Linked DNA regions of Homo sapiens: region 2 is linked to region 1. A link is a contact called in ENCODE POLR2A ChIA-PET data. All regions are on one chromosome and are shown on one strand. Each heading gives the region's core, a stretch centred on a gene start or an enhancer-like site at or near the end of the contact. The rest is flanking DNA. Distances are from core to core; before and after follow the strand shown.

Region 1 (2,962 bases), core at 404-2,903:
ATATATACCCAAGAGAATTGAAAACATGTCCACATAAAAGCCTGTACACAAGGCTGGGCACAGTGGCTCACGCCTGTAATCCCAGCACTTTGGGAGGCCTAGGCCCGTGGGTTACTTGAGGTCAGGAATTCAAGACCAGCCTGGCCAACATGGTGAAACTCCGTCTCTATTAAAAATACAAAAATTAGCCAGGCGTGGTGGCGCATGCCTGTAATCCTAGCTACTTGGGAGGCCGAGGTAGGAGAATTGCTTGAACCCAGGAGGCAGAGCTTGCAGTGAGCTGAGATCATGCCACTGCATTCCAACCTGGATGACAGAGCAAGACTCCATCTCGGAAAACAAAAACAAAAACAAAAAAACCTGAACACAAATGTGTATAGCAGCATCGTTCACAGTAGCCCAAAACTGAAAATAACCTACATGTCCATCAACTGATGAATGGATAAACCAAATGTGGTCTGTCCATACAATGGAATATTATTCAGCCATAAAAAGGAGGGAAATTCCTACAAAGGTTACAACATGGATGAGCCTTAAAACATCAGTGAAAGAAGCCAGACACAAATACCACATATTGTATGATTCAATTTCTATGAAATGTCCAGAACAGGAAATTCATGGAGACAGAAAATGGATTAGCAGTTGCCAGGGGCTGGTGGGAGAGGGAGGAGCAGGAAGTGACTGCTAATGGGTATGGGGTTTCTTTCGGGGGTGATGGAAATATTCTGAAATTAGATAGTGGTGATGGTTGCACAACTTTGTGAGTATACTGCAAACCACAAAACTGCACACTTCAAGGGTGAATTTTATGGTATGCAAATTATAACTCTATAAAGCTATTTATTTATTTATTTATTTATTTTTGAGAAAGAGTCTTGCTATGTCACCCAGGCCGCAGTGCAGTGGTGCAATCTCGGCTCACTGTAACCTCCGCCTCCCGGGTTCAAGCGATTCTCCTGCCTCAGCCTCCCGAGTAGCTGGGAGTATAGACGCGCATCACCAATGCCCAGCTTATTTTTCTTTAGTAGAGTCAGGGTTTCACCACGTTGGCCAGGCTGGTCTCAACCTCCTGACCTCAAGTGATCTGCCCACCTTAGCCTCCCAAAGTGCTGTGATTGCAGGTGTGAGCCACTGTGCCTGGCCCGTGATTCCTCATTTGTAAAACACTTGGGCATTTATAAAGTTCTGAGAATCTCCCTGACTGTCAGCTGAGATAGATTACTGGTCCCATTTTATAGATAGGGCAGGCTAGGGAGTGGAGAGGCCAGATGAGACACCAGTTTTTAGCTTTTTAAAAAATAATAGCTTTAGGCCAGGTGCAGTGGCTCACGCCTGTAATCCCAGCACTTTGGAGGCCGAGGCGGAGGGATCACTTGAGGCCAGGAGTTTGAGACCAGCCGGGCCAACACAGTGAAACCCTGTCTCTAGTAAAAATACAAAAAAATTAGCCAGGCATGGTGGTGAGTACCTGTAATCCCATTTACTCAGACAAACAAACAAACAAACAAACAAACAAACAGACCAAATGGGGAATCCTGGCTACATGTTTTGAGTTCTTTGCATCCCTTACCCACACCGCCGGCAGCTGATGCCAGAGGCTGGGAAAAGAGGCGGGTGTAGCTTTCTGCCTGGAAGGTGACTATCTCAAGTTCAGATATGACACTTGCCTCAGGAATTTCTCTTTCCCTATGGGACACGGCATTCCTGCAATCTGAATGTTAGTGAGGACAAAAGGTACGACTGTTCATTTCCTGTTTGGAAGCCCCAAATGGTTTCCCCTTTGATATAAAGCACACTAGGGCAGGGTGTAGTGGCTCATGCCTGTAATCCCAGCACTTTGGGAGGTCAAGGCAGGAGAATTGCTCGAGCCCAGGAGTTTGAGACCAGCCTGGGCAACACAGGGGGACTCAATCTTTACAAAAATCACAAAAATTAGCTGGGCACAGTGGTGTGTACCTGTGGTCCCAGCTACTCAGGAGGCTGAGGTGGGAGGATTGATTAATCTGGGAGGTTGATGCTGCAGGGAGCCGTGGTTGTGCCACTGCACTCTAGCCTGGGTGACAGAGCGAGACTCTGTCACACGCACAAAAAAAGAAAGCAGTCTGGTCTCTTTAGCATCATTTTAGCATAGTTCCCTCTGGAAAGCCAGGTGGGAATGTGGATGAGTCAGTGTGAGCCCTCGCAACGGCTGGAAAATGAATTCTGAGCCTGTCCATCCAAGCCCGTGTGCAGTTTGGCCTAATTGGTACTTTGGTTCTCTTCATAAGGTCCATTGCCATCAAATGCGATGGGGTTTCAAATGGGGCTAGTGGTTAATAATCAAAGACTGTAAAATGTAAAACCCAGAAGATACTGCTTTTCACCTCTCAGACTGGCAAAAAAAAATTGTGACTATTAATACCCAGCGTTGATGGAAATGTGGGGAAAGGCACGAGGCTGCTGGGCATAGGAATTAGTGCTGTGATTTTGGGGGGCAATTCGGACCAGCAGTTCTGCCTGTTTTTAGTTCTTTTGTTGTTGTTGTTTTAAGTTCCTTTGACCCAGCAGTTCTGCTTTTAGGAATTTACCCCCAAGAAATAACCAGAGATACAAGCAAAGAGGTGTTATTTATAGTAGTAAAACATTATAAACAAATGTCATATTTAACCATAGGAAATGGTTTAAATACATGATAGGAAATGTTAATGGTGAATTTCTCAACGAAAAAAATGCAGGTGTAATCAGTGGGCACAGAAGATTATAATTTTGTTTAATAAATATATACATAGATAACAAAAATGGTTTGAAGGGTATATACTAAAATGTGAACTGATTATCTCTGGGTAATAGAATTGTAGGTAGTTTTTATTTCCTTTTCTGTGCTTTTCTGAAAAATTTTCCAACATTTTTCAACATGGAATATGTTTTACTTTGATAATCAGTGAAAATATTAAAAATAGTTTCTTTTAAAAATTCACACATC
Region 2 (3,807 bases), core at 853-3,352, 40 kb after region 1:
TCGTGAATGTTGGAAAATAATAATAGCTAATATTCATTGTGTGCTGTTCTAAGCCCTCTACATGTCTCATCACATTTAATCCTCACAAGAGCCTGCGAGGTGGGTACTATTATTAATACCATTTTCAAGATCAAGAAACTGAGACACAGAGGGGTAGAATAACTTGCCTAAGGTCACAGAGCTGAAAAATGACAGAACCAGGATTTAAAGTCATGAAGACTGAATCCAGAGTCTGTGTTCTTAGCTCCTGCTCTGTGCTGTTTCTCCAAGGGTAACGTGCTATCTTGGAAAGGCATAAAATAATTTTAACGATTCTACTGACAATAAAATAGCTAATTTTTGGCTGGGCGCAGTGGTTCATGCCTGTAATTTCAGCACTTTGGGTTGCTGAGATGGGTGGGCTGCTTGAGACCAGTAGTTTAAGACCAGCCATGGGAAACATGGTGAAACCCTGTCTCTACAAAAAAAAATACAAAAAATTAGACAGGTATGATAGCACACCCCTGTAGTCCCTGCTACTCACGAAGCTGAGGTGGGAGGATTGCTTGAGCCTGGGAGGTTGAGGCTGCAGTATGCTGTGATTGCACCATTGCACTCCAGCCTGGGTGACAAAGCGAGACCCTGTCTCAAAAAAAAAAAAAAAGCTATTTTAAAAAAATGAATTACTTTCATTGTGTCAGGCTCTGTGCTAAGAGATTTGCATGTTCTGTCATTTAACTTCCAAATATACAATTTCTGCTACTATCCCCATTTTACAGGACAGGAAAATGAGACCCACAGAAGTTCAAGTCACCAGGCCAGTTATTGTTGGGCTAGCACTTGAAGCCAGGTCTGCCTGAATTTAGGGCCTCAGCTCTTTCCCACGCATTTTTAGCCCAGAACCAAGCTGTTCATAAAAGGTGTGCCTGCAAATAGGAAACTAGAGAGCATGGGCCCTCAGAGAGAGCTCTGAACCCCATCTTCGACCTCGAACCTGTCCTTGGACTGAACCTGTCTTTAGGAGGTCTGCCCATACGGATGAATCTGGAGCAGAGGCCGGGCTCAGCAGGAGAGCTTCACAAAACTGAGATTCGATGAAGCAGAGCCCCGTTTTAAGGGCTGCACAAATCCACCCGGAGCCTTCCGTGTTCTCTCTCTCTCCAACAGCCTCCCTATGAGGAGCAACTGTAGGGACCGAGAGACAATAGCAGGCTGGGCCATGGGGAGGGATTTTTTTCCCGGGATCTCAGTGGAGATGGGGAGGTAGAGTGAGGGAAGGAAGCAGCCAGGCAGAGAGGCGCGGGGCTTTATTAATTAATTGAGGGAGAGACGTAATGGAGGGTGGAATCCACAGAGGGAAAGCGGGCTCCATCTCGAGTTTATGGGTCATTTTTCTGGTGGCAGTTCAGTTGCCCCAGAGAGGATAGCACCTCGGTCTGTCGCCTCCTGACAAGCACTAGGGGCCCTCAAGGCAAGTGGGATGTACCCCACTTCTGGCCTGCAATAGAAAGAACTCCCTTCCCGGATTCCAGGCGCGCTGGCTTTGGCCACGTGGAATGGTCATGGTGGGCTGCACTGGGAACCACATTGCAGGTTCGAATCCCAACTGCACTGTGTAGGAGCTGCGTGACCTTGAGTGAATTGGTTGACCCTTCTGTGCCTCAATCACCTCCCCTGTGAAGTGGGAACAACAGTACCTTCCTCGTAGAGTTGGGACGAGGATTAAATGCTTGAAATGATGCCAGTCCCACAGTAAAGCTTTCGGCAAAGGATGGGATTATTGGACCTGGGAAGGAGAAGACAGGTGCCTCAGTTTACCACGGATTCCACATGTGACCCAAATGCCAGCATGGGGGAAAGGAGACGTCTCCTTACCCCTTAGGCCTGGACAGTAAGTGGACTCCATCAATTCCACAGCCTGCCAATTTCTGGTAAATTCCTGTGTTCTTTTCTCCTCCACGGCCTCCTTCATCCACCATCTCTGCTCCTCCATGGGTACCTACGCAGACCCCAGAGACATCCCAGGGTCCCTCGGACACTCGCAGCTTCAGTTTCCCAGCATTGATTGCACTGCTCTGGGGAACAGTGCCCGTCCCTCCCCAAGGGCCCGAGGGCTTCTGGGAAGTGACATCCTCTTCCAGGGGTGGGGCCTGTGGCTGAGGTCTGAGCCAATCAGGATAATCCCTACCCCTTGGCTACAGTGATTGGCCCAAGGATGGGCATGTGACCTGAGCTTGTTCATCGGAATAAAGATGAATGTTTTCTACAAATTGAGGGAAGAGACTCCTTTGCTTGCTGGTCTAAAAAAAGGAATGATCTTTCTCCAGGTGCTGCTGACAGCCATCGTGTGCTGCGGAGGAAGATTGCCTGAGAATGGAGCCATTCAGGAGGAAATGGGGCAGAGAAATAAAGAGAAATCAAATCCCATCTTTTCAGTCCCGCTTCCCTCACTCCCTCATCCATTCTTCCTGGCAGACTATTCAGTTGTGCTTTTTAAGATTTATTCTGTTTTTGTTTTTCACCTAAGACGGTTTAGCTTGTTTGTTTTTCTCTTGTTTGCAACCAGTGTGTTCTAGCGGTTATTACGAATTTAATAGACTTTATACAAGATTTTGTAAAGGGCAGAAAACTCAAGATTGGACAGTGACTTTCTCCTAGGACACTATCTTGCCGGTGCCCTCACCTCAGTCTCCACCCTGGATCTCCGATTTTGTCCCTGAAACTTCAAATTCTTTTCCTTCAATTATACAATGCAGCAGCTCTCCTTTCAGTAGTGCTACTTTGTACCCTACCCTGGGGAAGAGGTAGCTCATATTCGAACCTGAGCTCTTGGCAAGGTCTTTTTCCAGATCTAAGGCAGTTCCCTTCCTAAGGGAGAGTCAGATGCCACTGAGGAGAGAGAAAGGTAGTCGGAGGGAATGTTATGGCAGACACTGTGGTTGCTCACTAATGTAACATCCCTTCTCTTCTTCCTTGCTGTAAGGACTCTAATCTTGTTCCGGGATTTAAGGAAGGTGGGTTCAGCCTCTGGCTTAGAGGATGGGCATGTAACCCAGTCTGACCAGCAAGGTATAAAGGTCAATTTATGGGCAGTCTGGGAAAGTTTTTCTTCCCCGATAAGAGGAAAACATAAGGGGATCTCTCTGCTCTAAGCCTCCAATTACTTCCTTCTCCAAAAGCAGTTATGTGAGGATGTGATGCCTGGAGCTGTGGAAGCCATTTTGTGACCATGAGGAGAAAGCCAAGAGAATAACAGAGACACTATCCCAATGTCCTGAGTATTGTTCAGCTATGAAACTAACCCTGGAAACTCCTTGGGCCACATAGTAGATATTTTAAGTTTTGCCAGCCATATGTCTCTGTCATGACTACTAAACTCTTCATTTATATCGTGACAGCAGCCTTTGACAATATGTTAACAAATGGATGTGACTATGTTCTGAGAAAACTTCATTTTCAAAAACGGGCTAAGGGCCAGATTTGCCCTGTGTGCCACTGTTTGGCACAACCTGTATTTTTGGCCATATTAGCTGGATTTGCAGTTACTTGCACTCAAAGCATTTCTAACAGAGCATGTATGGGCTGCCCTAGAGGGCAGTCTCTCACCCCAAACACAGCTGTGCTCACAGGCTCAATTGCCACTTGCTGGAAGCAACAGCTTATTTTCTTCTGTCTACCAACATTCATTCACTCAACAAACGTCTATTGAGTGCCTACTCTGTGTCAGGAACTGTTCTGATGCTGGGGCTAAAATAGGAGATGTTGAACCCTTTCCTTGGGGAGTTCTCTTTATATAACATTGGGAATCAAGAAAGCCTTCCTAGAGGA

What was found. ChIA-PET counts read pairs that join two places held with the same protein, here RNA polymerase II (POLR2A).
Region 2: POLR2A ChIA-PET joins it to region 1 with 11 read pairs in A673. The contact joins the promoter of LINC01404 here to the enhancer-like site in region 1. POLR2A ChIA-PET finds 5 or more read pairs at or near these places in 2 of 52 experiments (A673 and WTC11).

Annotation. Positions count from the first base shown.
Region 1 is chr12:110,916,003-110,918,964 of GRCh38, forward strand. The region is part of intron 2 of MYL2 (myosin light chain 2); the gene reads right to left. Among named protein-coding and RNA genes, the nearest start is that of MYL2, 3.1 kb to the right of the region's middle. RefSeq lists enhancers at 1,409-1,910, 1,911-2,410, 2,951-2,962. Within about 2 kb of position 1,654, at least 5 of the 41 ENCODE cell types and tissues checked have a DNase peak (open chromatin) inside an H3K27ac peak, as active enhancers do.
Region 2 is chr12:110,955,716-110,959,522 of GRCh38, forward strand. It overlaps LINC01404 (long intergenic non-protein coding RNA 1404), which reads right to left and starts at 2,103. Exons shown (of 4, transcript NR_135002.1): 1 at 1,855-2,103; 2 at 1,677-1,765; 3 at 524-621. RefSeq lists an enhancer at 1,286-2,485.